Regions from separate parts of the Homo sapiens genome. Here region 1 is linked to region 2. Evidence: read pairs that join two places in POLR2A ChIA-PET (ENCODE). Cell type or tissue: PC-3. All regions are shown on one strand. Links, peaks and the distances in the headings refer to the core of each region. The heading gives the core; the rest is flanking DNA. Region 1 overlaps ARPC1A (actin related protein 2/3 complex subunit 1A). Region 2 holds the start of MYH16 (myosin heavy chain 16).

What was found. ChIA-PET counts read pairs that join two places held together with the same protein. Peaks named below come from ENCODE experiments on the same cell type or tissue, not always from the same donor. Only the 100,000 strongest peaks of a DNase experiment are listed, where the experiment ranks them.
Region 1: POLR2A ChIA-PET joins it to region 2 with 20 read pairs; 7 of 35 experiments call an interaction of 5 or more read pairs at or near these places.

Annotation. Positions count from the first base shown.
Region 1 is chr7:99,326,808-99,335,248 of GRCh38, reverse strand. It overlaps ARPC1A (actin related protein 2/3 complex subunit 1A), which reads right to left. Exons shown (of 10, transcript NM_006409.4): 2 at 1,832-1,924. The coding sequence starts at 1,895. Among named protein-coding and RNA genes, the nearest start is that of ARPC1A, 5.1 kb to the right of the region's middle. In PC-3, for the core only: no CTCF peak of the experiment used is centred there; a DNase peak (open chromatin) is centred at 4,488; H3K4me3 peaks cover 3,501 bases; H3K27ac peaks cover 4,160 bases.
Region 2 is chr7:99,269,190-99,277,630 of GRCh38, reverse strand. It overlaps MYH16 (myosin heavy chain 16), which reads right to left and starts at 4,792. Exons shown (of 24, transcript NM_001431356.1): 1 at 4,554-4,792; 2 at 4,208-4,289; 3 at 1-92. The coding sequence starts at 4,288. In PC-3, for the core only: a CTCF peak has its summit at 3,314 (motif pointing left); DNase peaks (open chromatin) are centred at 3,160, 3,490 and 4,770; H3K4me3 peaks cover 340 bases; H3K27ac peaks cover 3,495 bases.

The DNA.
Region 1 (8,441 bases), core at 49-8,048, 58 kb before region 2:
GGAGGCCAAGGCAGGTGGATTGCTGGAGGCCAGGAGTTCGAGGCCAGTCTGGGTGACATAGCGCATCCCTGTCTCTACTGAAAATACAAAAATTAGCCAGGTGTGGGCCGGGCGCAGTGGCTTACACCTGTAATCCCAGCACTTTGGGAGGCCAAGGCGGGCAGATCACGAGGTCAGGAGATTGAGACCATCCTGGCTAACAGGTGAAACCCTGTCTCTACTAAAAATACAAAAAAAATTAGCCGAGCATGGTGGCTGGTGCCTGTAGTCCCAGCTACTCAGGAGGCTGAGGCAGGAGAATGGTGTGAACCCCGGAGGCGGAGCTTGCAGTGGGCCAAGATTGTGCCACTGCACTCCAGCCTGGGCGACAGAGCGAGACTGCGTCTCAAAAAAAAAAATATTAGCCAGGTGTGGTGGCGCATGCATGTAATCACAGCTTCTTGGGAGGCTCAGACATGATAATCACTTGAACCTGGGAGGCGGAGGTTGCAGTAAGCCGAGATTGCACCACTGCACTCCAGCTTGGATGACAGAGCAAGACTCTGTCTCAATAAATAAATAAATAAATAAACACAGAAAAAAAGAAGAAAAAAATGAAAACTGGATATCTACATACAAAAGGAACCCTATCTTACAGGATACACAAAAATTAACTCAAAATGGACCAAAGTCCTACATAAAAGGACTAAAGCTTTAAGACTCTTAGAAGGAAACACAGGCATAGGCACACATTGTTGTGATCCTGGATTATGCAATGGTTTCTTTGATACAACAGCAGAAGTACAAGCAACAAAAGAAAAATAAGCGAAATTGGACTTTTTCTCCCCAATCCTGCTCTTTCTGTGTTTTTATTATTTAATTATTATTGTTATTATTTTTTTTTTTGAGAAAGAGAGTCTTGCCCTGTCACCCAGGCTGGAGTACAGTGGCACAATCTCAGATCACTGCAACCTCTGCCTCCCGGATTCAAGCGATTTTCCTGCCACAGCCTCCTGAGTAGCTGGGATTACAGGCAGGTACCACCACACCTGGTTAATTTTTTTTATTTTTAGTAGAGATGGGGTTTCACCATGTTGGCCAGGCTGATCTCGAACTCCTGACCTCAAATGATCTGCCCGCCTCGGTCTCCCAAAGTGCTGGGATTACAGACATGAGCCTCCATGCTCAGCCTTGTGACAAAGCGAGACTCTGTCTCAAAAAAAAAAAATACATATATATGTGTGTGTGTGTGTGTGTGTGTGTGTACACACACACACAGTTTTTCTATTTTTTTTCGTAGAGACAGGGTTTCCCCATGTTGCTCAGGTTGGTCTTGAACTCTTGAGCTCAAGATATTTGCCTGCCTTGGCCTCCCAAAGTGCTGGGATTACAGGCAGGAGCCACTGCACCCAGCCTCATCTTGTCATATTATCTGTCACTTTGCTTGCTGAACTGTGCCTACTTCTAAGAGCATTCTCCATCCCTTTCTAGTTTGCTGGAGCTAGAAAACTAGAAACTCAAGCTGACTAAGAATAACATAGTAAATACTAGTTAATAATGCTCTGAGTAGCTCAGGAGCAAACCACTTGTCTCTGAAACAGCTTATTCTAGGTCCTAGTGCTCTGACTAAATGTGAACTTGGTATGTAACCTCTGCAAAGCCCTTCCTTCACTCTGGGCCTCAGTTTATCTATCTGTAAACCAAAGGACTGACTTAGTTCCCTTCTGAATGTATATAATAGATGTATGTTCTTTGCACATGTGATACTGAGATATGTGAGCCCTAAATGTGTCTAAAGATGAAATGTACCAAAGGTACCAAAATACAAAAGCAAAGTTAATAAAATACTTACGAGTACGATCCCTGTTCCAGGCATGACAGGTGATTGGCTCTAGTAAAAACTGATGCAGTGACATTATTCTTAGTGTTTTCAAAGGAGAGAAAGCTGCAATGAACAATAACAAAAAGCATTTTATACAATAGGGAAAAGGCAAGTAACCAATGTTTAAGTTGCCTGAGGATCTTAAGATGTTCGGAAATAAATAAAACATTGTCCTCCCATTAAAAAATAATCTGGCCAGGCACGGTGGCTCACGCTTGTAATACTAGCACTTTGGGAGGCCAAGGCAGGTGGATCACAAGGTCAGGAGTTCAAGACCAGCCTGGCCAACCTGGTGAAACCCAGTTTCTACTAAAAATACAAAAATTAGCTGGGCGTGGTGGCACACGCCTCTAGTTCCAGCTACTCGGGAGGCTGAGGCAGGAGAATTGCTTGCATCCAGGAGGCAGAGGTTGCAGTGAATCAAGATCATGCCACTGCACTCCAGCCTGGGCGACAGAGCGAGACTCTGTCTCAAAAAAAAAAAGGCCGGGCATGGTGGTCACACCTCTAATCCCAGAACTTTCTTTGGGAGGCCAAGGCAGGCAGGTCACGAGGTCAGGAGATCCAGACCATCCTGGCTAACACGGTGAAACCCCGTCTCTACTAAAAATACAAAAAATTAGCCGGGCATGGTAGCGGGCGCCTGTAGTCCCAGCTACTTGGGAGGCCGAGACAGGAGAATGGCGAACCTGGGAGGTGGAGCTTGCAGTGAGCCGACATCGCGCTACTGCACTCCAGCCTGGGCGACACAGTGAGATTCTGTCTCAAAAAAAAAAAAAAAAATCTATCTCATTGTCAAAACTTAACCATCTGAATAAATCTAGCATTGTAACAACTAATGTGGAATTTATTCTGTTCAGGGTCGTCAATGGACTCTTAAACCATGGGTACAGGATATTCCTAGTCTCAAATTATCATCCCACAGATTGCTTATTAACTACAAAGAGAAAAAGATGCCTTTACGTTGAAGAAATCTGGCAATCACCACGTAATCACCATGTTATAAATAGTGGATCAATCTAACTGGATGGGCCTCCTGATGGCAGTCCACATGAAGTACACATCGTCACTTATAAATAGTGACTTAACGTACCATCCAAACCAGAACACTTCTGAGAGCAAAAATAAATAATAATTATGCCAACACAACAGGTCACAGGGCTATCCTGGAGAAACCTGGGAATATGGTCAACCTACCAATGAAGTCTCTATGCCAAACATATTTACTCTAAATCCAATCAAGATTCAGATCTAATTTTCAGTTTACAAGAAATAAAGGATAAAGGAACTAGTCAAGCAACACAAGGAGGAAATAAACAGTTAAAGCCAGGGTGTGTGCCATTCTATAGAAGAACTGGCCTGGACTATTCCAAAAAGGCAATATGGAGGCAGGATGAGAACTGTTCTAGAGAGCTATGAAAACCAAATTTGATAAGTGAAAGTTGATTATAATATAATTTCTTTTTTTTGAGACAGAGTCTCACTCTGTTGCCCAGACTGGAGTACAGTGGCACCATCTCAGCTCACTGCAACCTCCACTTCCTGGACTCAGGTGATCCTCCTGCCTCAGCCTCCTGAGTAGCTGGGATTACAAGTGTGCACCACCAGGCCCAGCTAATTTTTGTATTTTTAGTAGAGATGGACTTTCACCATGTTGGCCAGGCTGGTCTTGAACACCTGGCCTCAAGTGACCCGCCCTCCTCAGCCTCCCAAAGTGCTGAGATTACAGGTGTGAGCCACTGTGCCTGGCCCATAATCCACATTTTAAAAAATGGGCAGAAAAGATGTATTTTGTATAACAGGGAAAATTACAATTTAAACTAGATATTACATATGGAATTATTTTCATTTTCTTAGGTGTGATAACGGTATTGCCATTAGATAGGAGAATGTCCTAGCTCTTAGGAGACAAAGATAATGATGAAGTGTTCAGGGATGAAGTATCATGATGTCTTCTGTAACTTCTTTTCTTTTTTTGGGTGGGGGGCAGGGGAGATAGGGTCTTGCTCTCTCACCCAGGTTTGGAGGGCAGTGGTGCAATCTATGCTCACTGCAGCCTCCGTCTTCTGGCCTCAAGTGATCCTCCCACCTCAGCCTCCTGAGTAGCTGTGGCTACAAGCATGCACCACCAAGCCCAGGTAATTTTTGTAGAGATGGGGTTTCACCATGTTGCCCAGGCTGCTCTGACTGGGCTCAAGTGATCCACCTGCCTCAGCCTCCCAAAGTGCTGGGATTACAGGCATGAGTCACCATGCCCAGCCACTGTAACTTATTTTCAATAGTTCAGGACAGAAAATATATAGAATGTGAATGTGGCAAAATGCTAACTGGTGAATCTAGGCAAAGAGTATGTAGGCGTTTGTGATAATACTTTTTAAACTTTTAATTGTAACTAAATGAAAAGCAGGAATCTGCAAAACATTAAATTAAAAATTCTCTATTTTATAGGTACCCAAATCTAGATACACTTGAAGAAGCAACCATTAACTGAAATGGGAACATTTTTCAAAAAGCAGCCAGCCTTCCTCTACCCCCAACTTTATCATTTCCAGGAGGCACCCTCACAATAAACTCAAGTTTCAACACACGTAAGTATGTGTCATGTTAACCTTGGGTGGAGGCTGAAATGTGAGATATGAATTCTGATGCAAGCAGGAAATGAATGGAAGGGCCACTAGAAGGTTGTAAAGTGAACAATGAAAGTTCAGCTGACAAAGCAGAAATCAGTCTCAGAAAGCAGAAGCAGCACCTCTGCTAATTGTAAAGGAACCCAGGCCAGGCATGGTGGCTCAAGCCTGTAATCCCAGCACTTTGGGAGGCCGAGGTGGGCGGATCACCTGAGGTCGGGAGTTCGAGACCAGCCTGGCCAACATGGCGAAACCCTATCTCTACTAAAAATACAAAAATCAGACGGGCATGGTGGCAGGCACCTGTAATTCCAGCTACTCAGGAGGCTGAGGCACAAGAATCTCTTGAACATGGGAGGCGGAGGTTGCAGTGAGCCAAGATGGTGCCACTGCACTGCAGCCTAGGTGACAGAGTGAGACTCTGTATCAAAACAAAACAAACAAACAAACAAAAAGGGGGGGGGAACCCAAAGGTAAGTGCAACTTTAAATAAAAAACATCTGATACCTTGAACTGGCAGAGAAATGCTAGCATTTCATATTCTATTCTAAGAGTGAAGATAGTTAAGTCATTACTTTTTTCTTTTATACAGTCGAGAAAGCAAACTACAACTAACAAAGAAAAAGCTTAGGAATTGGCAATTTAAAAAAATTTTAAATGCATTCAAATGAGAATGTTTAATTTGTTTTTTTTTTTTACAAGAACTTCCAGATGCTCACTGCATGCTTCTCTCTTTATCTCTGATATCAGATGCTCACTCCAAATTGTTCCATCACAACAGATTTTAGTAACAGCTACTCAAAATAACATGCTGTTATAACTCCTTAATTAAAAGCGCTTTAGTTCAAAAGCCACATTTGATAAGCTTATTTGTTAACTAAAAATAAAATCGGTCTGCAAATCAGAAATTTGATGTGAATATCTACGTGCCATAAAAGTACATGGTTCATGTCCAGTTGAAAAGTACAGCTGCAGACAAAAGGCTTTCTCATGTTCAACTCAGTGTTTTATAAGCAATGTAGCAAAGACTTCAAAAGAGGTGGCCATTTACACAACAGTGTAATTACTTCTAAAATTGCATTTCTAATTTTGCCATATCATTCAAGTTCCATATTTGGACATACACTTAAGACCTGTACTTCTTTTATAATCAGGTGGCTATTTTAAGTCTGCAGGCCAAGACAACACTCATGTTTGTCAAATTTAGAATGCACCTAGCAAACACCACTTGCATTCATGAAACCCAGTGAATGCAGAAGAAATTCCTAATAGCTTGAATTATGTACCAAGAAAGGGTACCTTCTGTCATAGGGTGATAATTATAATTTCTAAACTATGGTTAATGTTTAAGTGAAATCTGAAAAGCTTTGTCTTAATAGAGCTAGAGAGGGAGAAAAGGGGACAAATAAAAATGCCAGGAACTCCTCATCCCTTTTCTTTATTTTCTTTTTTTTTTTTTTGAGACGGAGTCTCGCTCTGTCGCCCAGGCTGGAGTACAGTGGCACGATCTCGGCTCACTGCAAACTCTGCCTCCCGGGTTCACGCCATTCTCCTGCCTCAGCCTCCCGAGTAGCTGGGACTACAGGGGCCCGCCACCACACCCGGCCAATTTTTTTGTATTTTTAGTAGAGATGGGGTTTCACCGTGTTAGCCAGGATGGTCTCGATATCCTGACCTCGTGATCCGCCTGCCTCGGCCTCCCAAAGTGCTGGGATTACAGGCGTGAGCCACCGCGCCCTGCCCCTCATCCCTTTTCTTTTCCTCCCTCCCTCCCCCCTCATCCCTTTTCTCTCTCTCTGAGTTTTTTTCTCAGACAAGGTCTTGCTCTGTCACCCAGGCTGGACTGCAGTGGTGTGATCTCAGTTCACTGCAACCTCGGCTTCCCAGGGTCAAGCCATCCTCCCACTTTAGCCTCCTGAGTAGCTGGGACCACAGGCATGCATCACTATGCCCTGCTAATTTTTTAGTTTTTTGTAAAGACAGGGGTCTCCCTATGTTGTCCAGGCTGGTCTCAAACTCCTGGGCTCAAGTGATCTGCCCACTTCAGCCTCCCAAAGTGTTAAGATTGCAAGCATGAGCCACCATGCCCGGCCCCCACCCCTTTTCTTTATCTATCACTGAGTACAGAGTCATTCTGATGTATGGCTAGCCATGGGCTCTGAAGCCGAGGCTGGGTTTGAACCCTGGCTTTTGACACACACTAGCTATGAAACCCTGGGCAAGTCACTTGATATCTCTAAATCTCATTTTTTTCTTCTGTAAAGTGGATATACCACTGAGATCACAAGGAGAATTAAATGAGACATGTGAAAGCAAGTAGTACAGAGCCTAGCCTGAAATACATGCCAGCAGGTTCCCTTTCTCCCTTTGACCCAAGGCTTTTCTATTTTTTAAATGGAGTTTTGCTCTTGTTGCCTAGGCTGGAGTGAAATGGTGTGATCTCAGCTCACCGCAACCTCCGTCTCCCGGGTTCAAGCGATTCTCCAGCCTCAGCCTCCTGAGTAGCTGGGATTACAGGCACGTGCCACCATGCCTGGCTAATTTTGTATTTTTAGTAGAGACGGGGTTTCTCCATGTTGGTCAGGCTGGTCTCAAACTCCTGACCTTGGTGATCCACCCGCCTCAGCCTCTCAAAGTGTTGGGATTACAGGCGTGAGCCACTGCACCTGGCCAACTCAAGGCTTTTAAACCAACCATAGAACCCACCAGTTAGTTTCCTCTGAGCTTGGAAACGTTGACATATGCTATAAATTCTTGGCCCTACTCCTTTGGAGCTTGAAAATGCCCACAAAAGTGGGCATTTCTGTCCCCTGTTTAGGGTCAGTTTTCAAGACCGTGATTCACCTAGTTCCTAATCACTCTCATTAGCCAATCTAGCAACATCAAGTACTCCAACAAGGTCACCACACCCTCCTCAACATTCAGACAGGCTCCAGTCCAGGCACCAGCCTCACCAGCAGACCATTTTAAACTTCTTTATATAGGATTTGTTTCAGCATTGGATGAGACAACTAGATCAAAGTATCACCACTCCGCGTCCAAAATAGGAGTTTTCCGAAATGGTCCCTTCCTTTAACTGTGATTAACAGATGAACTCCAGAAGATCTCTGAATACTTTGTGGGAGAAAATAGCCATATAAGCTGGGTGTGGTGTCTCACACCCAAAATCCCAGCACTTTGGGAGGTCGAGGTGGGAGGATAGCTTGAGCTTAGGAGCTCCAGACCAGCTTGGGCCACATATGGAGACCCTGTCTTTACAAAAAATACAAAAAAAAAAAAAAAATTAGCCAGGCGCAGTGGCTCATGCCTGTAGTCACAGCTACTCGGGAGGCTGAGGCAGGAGAATCGCTTGAACCCAGGAGGTGGAGGTTGCAGTGAGCCAAGATCACACCACTGCACTCCAGTCTGGGTGACAGAGTGAGACTCTATCTCCAAAAATAAGTAAATAAAAATAAATGAAAATTAGCCCAGTGTGGTGGCACACGCCTGTAGTCCCAGCTACTCAGGAGGCTGAGGTGGGAGGATCTGTTAAGCCCAGGAGGTCGAGGCTGCAGGAAAAAAAAAAAAAAGGAAGACAACAACCACAGTTACCCACTCCCTAACAGGACAAAAACACCTTCCTGACTGATGCCCCTCCTCTGTTTTTAGATACCTGAAAACCCAGGCCCTATGTGAAACCACAAGACTAGATAAAATTGAGGAGAGAGGGCAGAACTAAGATAATCTCGGCAATTTAAGCTACGAGTTGACATAGACAGAAGGTTCCAAAGCTGCAGGAGAACAGATGGCTTTATAATCAAAGATTCTAAGCTATAACTGATTAAGTGCCTATCATGTTCCCAGCAGTGTTGTAAATACCGGGATGGGGCTAGAAACATAAATAAGGCTGACACCATTCTGGTCTTCAAGTCTGGAGGGTTGGTGTTTGGGGAGAGTGGAGGAGATAGAAAAGG
Region 2 (8,441 bases), core at 353-8,352:
AACTCCTGGGTTTGGGCCATGGCTTTCCTGAGCTCCTCCTCCTTGGCCTTCATCTCCTCTTCTTGCCGAGCCACATTCAGGAGTGGCTTGACCTGGGCAATGAGCAACACCAAAGAGTGTTAGGAGAATGGGGTTTGCTGGGGGGTAGACGGAGGGCTGTGGAGTCTCTGCCTCAGGCGTGACCTCACAGCACCACTGTGGTGGGAAGCAGCTCTTGCTGTAGCTCTGCGGGTGGGGTCCCTCTCCACAGATGCCACCAGGCTGAGCTCCTTGTGTAAAGCATCCCTGGCCTCAACAGAGAAGGCCCATCCTCCCCTAGGACAATTCTTAGGATGCTCTTTAATCCTGAGGGACATGGAGTTAGGTGTCCTCGGCATCTGGGTGACCCAAGGCTTACATCTGTTCTGCATGTTGTGTAGACACCAGGAGCCCCAGTGAAATGCACAGCCTTGGGGTCCCCTCCCTCCTTCCTTCCCTACTGAGTCCTCCCACCTCTGGCTCTCTGTTTCTGTCTCTGTCTGCCTCATTTTGCTGTCTCTCTCACTCGCCCACTGTTTCTCTCTCTCTCTCTGTGTCTCTCTCTCTCTCTGTGTCTCTCTCATGCCATTCCTATCTCTGCCTCTCTTCTCAGTCTCTGTTGCTCTGCTCTCTCTTTTTCTCTCTCCGTGTTTCTGTTTCTGTCTTTCTCTCTGTCTCTTTCTCTGTCTCATCTCTGTCTCTCTTATCTCTGTCTCTCTCTCTGCCTGTCTCTCTGTTGTGCTGTCTCTCTCTCTCTCATTTTCTGTGTCTTTCTCTTTGTTTTTCTCTATGTGTGTGTGTCTCTCTCCATCTCTTACTCTCCCTCTCTCTCTCTCACTCCTTTCATCTTCTGTCTAACATGAAGTCACACCTCTCGACTTGGCCTTGCAGGCCTTCCACAATGTAGCCCCTGCCCTCCTCCTGCACTGTGTCAGCTGATACTTCCCACCATGGCCAGTGCCCCTGCACCTGTGTCTATAGGGCTGGGCCTTCTTTGCCATTCAGCCGGGAGCATTTGCTCGTGCTCTGCACCCGCAGCACCCATCGGGACCTCTCTGTGCACTTGGCCCTTCTCACCTGCACTGGAGCGCCAGGCTCCGTCCGGTCCTACCACCTGTATTCTGCCCTGCATCTGCAAGCCCCTCAAAGACCTCCCTCCCATCCCTTTGGGGTTCCTAAAGCACCTAGCAGAGCTGGTGGGGCAGGTCCCCTGGGAACCACAGAAACATTATACCATAGATACAATAGATACATAGTCAATAGATACATTTCCCAGGAGGGAAAATGCCCTAGACATGGATTTGGGAGGAGGGACAGCCTGCGCCTCTTTTGAAAGATAACAGATAAACCTCGTTCATTGCCAGCCTGGCTGTTGAGAATCTGAGATGTCACAGTGGCAAAGCTGGCATGAAAAGGTTGCAGTAACCACCATACTTTGCCGCTGTGTAGCACTTTTTATTCAATGGAAACCTACTACAAGTGTTTTTTCATTGACCCAGCCTATCTGGCTTTGTTAAATAATATTAGAGCTTAGTTAGAATACTAAGAGGAGAGGATTTAGAACAACAACAACAAAAACTAAAAAGGCCGGGCGCAGTGGCTCACGCCTGTAATCCCAGCACTTTGGGAGGCCAAGGCGGGCAGATCACCTGAGGTCAGGAGTTCAAGACCAGCCTGGCCAACATGGTGAAATCCCGTCTCTACTAAAAATACAAAAAATTAGGCGTGGTGGCAGGCGCCTTAATCCCAGCTACTCGGGAGGTTGAGGCAGGAGAATCGCTTGAATCCGGGAGGCGGAGGTTGCAGTGAGCCAGATCATGCCCCTGCGCTCCAGCCTGAGCAACAGAGCAAGATTTTGTCTCAACAACAAGAAAAACTAATTAGAACAGGACCTTGTTCTGTCAGGTCTAATTAGTAACAAGCAGGGGAGTTTACAGCTGTTGCTACCATGTCTTGCTCAGAAGGAACCTTAAAGGCCATTGGCCTGGGTCTTCCCAGAGTCTAATTGTATACCAAGGGATCTGGTGAGATGCATTCAAGCATAGACACCCTTTGATTAGAGTTGTGACATAGTTACTTTAATAGGCAATTTAAAAAATGAAAACTCAAATCCACAATTTTGTGGGTAACATTTGCTTAGGATGAGATTAAAGCAGGTAAGACTACAAAGTTTCCTTTTAAAGTAAAAGTTGTGGCTGGGCACAGTGGCTCACGCCTGTAATTCCTGGAGGCTGGGGAGGATCACTTGAGATCAGGAGTTTGAGACTGGCTGGGGTAATGTAGCAAGACGCTGTCTCTACAAAAAATTTAAAAATGAGCTGGGCGGGCGCTGTGTACCTGTAATCTCAGCCATTTGGGAGGCTGAGGTGGGAGGATTGCTTGAGGCCAGGAGTTTGAGACCAGCCTGGGCAACATAGCAAGACCCTGTCTCTTCAAAAACAAAAATTAAAAATTAGCTGGGCATGGTGGCACACACCTATAGTCTGAGCTATTCGGGAGGCTGAGGTGGAAGGATCGCTTGAGCCCGGAGTTAGAGGCTGCAGTGAGCTATGATTGCATCACTGCACTCTAGCCTGGGCAACAGAGTGAGACCCTGTGTCAAAAAAAAATTTTTTTTTTCCAAAATAAAAAAGCGAGGCCAGGTGCAATGACTCACATCTATAATCCCAGCAGCACTTTGGGAGGCCAAGGCGGGTGGATCACCTGAGGTCAGGAGTTTGAGACCAGCCTGGCCAGCATGGTAAAACCCTGTCTCTACTAAAAATACAAAAATTAGCCAGGTAGGGTGGCAGATGCATGTAATCCCAGATACTCAGGAGGCTGAGGCAGGAGAATAACTTGAACCCGGGAGGCGGAGGTTGCAGTGAGCTGAGATTGTGCCCCTGCACTCCAGCCTGGGTGACAGAGTGAGACTCCGTCTCAAAAAAAAAAAAAAAAAAAAAAGTGAATTAATGTAAAGAAAGGTGAGTCATGGAACAGGCGGGGAAAGCCAGGCGGCACCGGCAACGCCTGGCCTTTGAGACATGCTCACCTAGATTCCTCTCCAATCCCAGGTCCTCCAGGGCCGGCCTGTGTGTGGATACATTTGGGGAAGCAGAACTTACTATTCCTCCCTTTCCATCTGTGGTGGGTGCTGATTGTTAGCTAGTTCTTTCCCATGGGGGAGTGTAAAGAAACTTCCTTGTGAGCTATGGAGGACTCAGGGCCACCCGAGATGACTCAGAGCCTGTCCCCACCCTCTGCGGGTCCTCCTTTCTCCTGAACATAGCTGCCTGGTGCCTGACTCCCTCTTCTGGTGCCCAGAGACATGTCCCTCTTAATGGTGGCCCCAGCACAGGCATGATTGGACCCATGTGCAGTGCCATGGCTGGTGGCCTCCTGCCTTGGTTGAGGGTGGCCTGGCTGCTTGGGACCTCTGTGGGTCCCACCACCTGGCTGACTCACATACCATACTCATTGCTGTTTCGGAAGAACAGGAAATGAGAGGTCGGACCTTATCATTTCCTGAGGTTCCCCCAGCTCTAAGCCAAGAACTCACTGGAGTTGAAGATGCCTCAACATGCCCAGGGGCAAGGAGTCAATAATCAAGCTCACTTTTTTTGGTGGGGGTGGTATGGCGCTCTCCATCTTAAGTGGATTTTATTTTGAGGGATGAGATGGAAGGCAGAAAGACACTTGCTCTCCTTTCCTTTCCTCTCTCCCTTCCTTTCCTCTCTCCCTTTCATCTCTCCCTTCCTTTCCTCTCTCCCTTCCTTTCCTCTCTGTCTTCCTTTCCTCTCTCCCTTCCTTTCCTCTCTGTCTTCCTTTCCTCTCTCCCTTCCTTTCCTCTCTCCCTTCCTTTCCTCTCTTTCTTACTTTCCTCTCTCTCTTCCTTTCTTTTCTTTTGAAATGGGGTCTCACTGTGTTGCCCAGGCTGGTCTCAAACTCCTGGCCTCAAGCAATCCTCCTGCCTCAGCCTCCCAAAGGGCTGGGATTACAGGTGTGAGCCACTGTGCCCGCCCCATGATTTTTCTTAGGGAGGAATTAGTCCCTGTCTGGACAGAGGCTAGATTTTTGTCTCTAAGGTGCCCTCATTTTCAAACTGTTCTTGCAGCCTCTCACTCCCGAGGGGCATCTCTGTCCAGGATCAAGCCCTCCCCCAGCCCATAGGCAGCAGCAGTCCCCCCTGGCCTGGCCCCTCGGCCCTCACCTTGTTGTACAGCTTCCACCAGCCCCAGAAACGGAGCTGCAGGAACTTGTGCACGTTCTGCTGAATGACTTTCAGGCCCATTCTGCGAAAAGAATCCAGGGTTGAGTGGGTTACAATGAAGGTGTTAGGACCTGGCTTCCCTGGGGAAGGGGTGGGGCCTGGGAATAGAAGCCAGCAGATCTACCTTGTTCAGACACCAAAGTGCCTTCTCGAGACCCAGCATTGCCCATGTGGTCTGCGGCAGGGAGACTCACGTTGGGGTCAGAGCTTAGCAGCACGATAAGGGAGCTGAGGTGAAACCTGATGGAACCAGGTCCCTCCCAGATGGCACAAGGCTGAGACATACCAGTCATTGACTCCTGCATTTTCCCTCCTCCACCAGAAATCACCCATTAGTCTCCAAATCCCATGGATCTGCAAAGTTGCTGGAATCTGCCCGTTTCTTGTTCCCTGCAGCTTCACTCAACTGCCATTTATTGAGGACCTCCTGTGCACCAAGGCCCTGGGCTGAATCAGGCCAAGATCCCTCACATCAGCCCCTAACTGGTATCCCTGCCTTCAGTCCAGGGCTGCAGGTGGCCTGCTGATGGGAACAGGAATTCATTACTAATTCTATGACCACAAAGAAATAGAGTGAATCACAGGTCATCTGGGATGGACCTACCTTTTTTTTTTTTGAGACAGGGTCTCACTCTGTTGCCCAGGCTAGAGTGCAATGGTGCAATTATGGCTCACTGGAACTTTGTACTCCCTGGCTCAAGCAATCCTCCTGCCTCAGCCTCCAAAGTAGCTGGGACTACAGGCATGCACCACCACCTGCGAATTTTTTGTTTCTGTTTTTTTTTGTAGAGATGGGGTCTCCCTATCTCCTGTTGCCCAGGCTGGTCTCAAACTCCTGAGCTCAAGTGATCTCCCACCTTGGCTTCTCAAAGTGCTGGGATTACAGGTATGGGCTACCACACCTGGCCAGACCCAGCCCTTTAAAAATTACCAGGTTAGGGAGATGGCTGAAAAACATGGTTCCAAGGGCAGGGATGTGGAGTGAGAATTGCTGAGTTCTAATCCTGGCTCTGCATGAACCTGCCCCAGTTCCTTAACCTCTCAGACCTCAGTTTCCACATCTGTAAAGTGGGGGTGCTGGCCCTACCATGCCCCTCTCATAGCATCATTATGTGAATCAAGTAAGAGGAAGGCTGTGACATGACTTGAAACTATAAAGAGAGGGTTTATATTAGTTGTTTCCTGTTAGGGGTTAAGCTGTGTCCTCCGAAAGGATACGTTGAAGTCCTAACACCCAATACCTAGGAAGGGAACCTTGTTTGGGAATAGGGTCTCAGCAAATGTAACTAGTTAAGATGAGGTGGTCATACTGGAGTAAGGTGGACCCTAATTCAATGACTGGTGTCCATATAAAAAGAGGGAAGATGGGCTGGGCGCAGTGGCTCACGCCTGTAATCCTAACACTTTGAGAAGTTGAGGCAGGTGGATTGCTTGAGCCCAGGAGTTTGAAATGAGCCTAGGCAACATAGGGAGACCTTGTCTCTACCAAAAAAAAAATTAGCCAGGTGTGGTACAGTGCACCTGTAGTCCTAGCTACTCAGGAGGCTGAGGTGGGAGTATCACTCAAGCCCAAGAGGTTGAGGCTGCAGTGAGCTATGATCGCACCACTGTACTCCAGCCTGGGCTACAGAGCAAGACCCCATCCCCCACTCAAAAATAAAATTTAAGGCGATGGATATCCCAGTTATCCTGATTTTATTATATGAATGTATCAAGTTATCACATAAAACCTAAAATATGCATAGCTATTAGGTATCAGTAAAAAAATTTTTAAAAATTCCTGTTGTTTGAAGCCACCCAGTGTGTGAACTTGGTTGCGGCAGCTCTGAGAGACAGGGTTCTTTTTATTTTTTTGAGACGGAGTTTTGCTTCTGTCGCCCAGGCTGGAGTGCAATGGCACGATCTCAGCTCACTGCAACCTCCGCCTCCCGGATTCAAGCGATTCTCCTGCCTCAACCTCCCCAGTAGCTGGGATTATAGGTGCCCACCACCACGCCCAGCTAATTTTTGTATTTTTTGTAGAGATGGGGTTTCACCATGTTGGCCAGGCTGGTCTTGAACTCCCGACCTCAGGCAATCCGCCCGCCTCAGCCTCCCAAAGTGCTGGGATTACAGGCATGAGCCACCGCACCTGGCCAGCCACACAGGGTTCTTTGTGCCAGCAAGACATTGGCATCCACCCCTGGCCCACCACGCAGCATGGCCAGTGGAGCTGGCCCTGAGTGCGTGTGGCTCCTCTGGGCCTTCCTGTCGGTGTTTGTGAGTGCTACCTTCGTTCCAGCATCTTCTTGAACTCCACCCTCATGAGGAAGCCCCGAAGCCGACACTGCAGCATCGTCATGATCTTGGCCAGACGCTCGTCCCTCATGTCCTCAAGCCTGGCCAGGATGCCCGCACGGAAGAACACCTGGGGAAAGACCGCACGCCTTTGAAAAAGCCCGGCTGTCACCGATGGCAGCCACTTGGGGGAGTTTTAAATCAAAGAAGGGTTTTTGTTTGTTTGTTTTGCTGGAGTGCAGTGGCGCGATTACGGATCACTGCAGCCTCAACCTCCCGAGCTTAAGCAATCCTCCCATCTCAGTCTCCCAAGTAGCTGAGACTACAGGCACATGCCACCATGCCTGGCTAAATTTATTATTATTATTGTAGAGATAGGGTCTCACTATGTTATCCAGGCTGAGCCTCCCAAAGTGCTTGGGATTACAGGCATGTGCCACCATGTCCAGCTAATTAAAAAAATTTTTTTCGGCTGGGCGCAGTGGCTCATGCCTGTAATCCCAGCACTTTGGGAGGCCGAGGTGGGTGGATCATGAGGTCAGGAGATCGAGACCATCCTGGCTAACATGGTGAAACCCCATATCTACTAAAAATACAAAAAGCCGGGCGTGGTGGCGGGCGCCTGTAGTCCTAGCTACTCAGGAGGCTGAGGCAGGAGAATGGCGTGAACCCGGGAGGCGGAGCTTGTAGTGAGCCGAGATCACGCCACTGCACTCCAGCCTGGGCAACAGAGCAAGACAGTCTCAAAAAAAAAAAAAAAAAATTTTTTTTTCTGAGATGAGGTCTGGTTATGTTGCCCATAACCAAGGCTGGCCTTGAACTACTGGACTCAAGTGATCTTCCTATCTCAGCCTCCCAAAATGCAGGAATTATAGGCATGAGCCACCATGCCCTGCCTGTTGATGTTTTAAAAATCCCCCCAGGCCAGGCACGATGGCTCACACCTGTAATCCCAGTGCCTTGGGAGGCTGAGACGGGCAGATCAGGAGTTCAAGACCAGCCTGGCCAACGTGGTGAAACCCCGTCTTTATTAAAAATACAAAAAATTAGCCAGGCATGCTGGCAGGTGCCTGTAATCCCAGTTACTCGGGAGGCTGAGGCAGGAGAATCGCTTAAACCCGGGAGGCGGAGGTTGCAGTGAGCCAAGACAGTGCCACTGCACTCCAGCCTGGGTAACAGAGTGAGACTCCGTCTCAAAAAAAAAAAAAAAAAAAAAAAAAAGTGTCCCCAGATGAGTCTAATGTATAGCCAAGGTTGAGAACTTTGTTCTAGAGAAATTCCTGCACAGGACCATGAGCAAGGATGTTCACAGCAGCACTGCAGTACAGTGTGGCAGTGACAATGTCACGTACCAATGAGGATGAAGCTTAGAAACATGGCAAAGCGATAAAAGCACGTCATGGAGGAATGTCACGGAAGGGTGTGTCAAGTATGATACTTCCATGAAGCTCAAAACCAAGCACGACCTGCAGGCATATGTGCTAAAGCTATTTTTGAAAGGTAAGGAAATAAGCCAGGTGGTGTGGCTTATGCCTGTAATCCCAACACTTTGGGAGGCCGAGGTGGGAGGATCACTTGAGCCCAGGAGTTGGAGAACAGCCTTGGCAACATATTGAGACCCCATCTCTATAAAAAATACAAAAATTAGCCAGATGTGGAGGTGTGCACCTGTAGTCCCAGCTACTCGAGAGGCTGAGGTGGGAGAACCGCTTGAGCCCAACAGTTTGAAGCCACAGTGAGCTGTGATCGTGTCACTGCACTCCAGCCTGGGCGACAGAGCAAGACCATGTCTCTTAAGAAAAAAAAAAAAAAAGAGAATGGTTCATGTCAAAATTCAAGACAGGGTTACTCCTGGGGGTAGGGAGGGGATGGGAGAGGAAAGACATGAAAGGTTGAC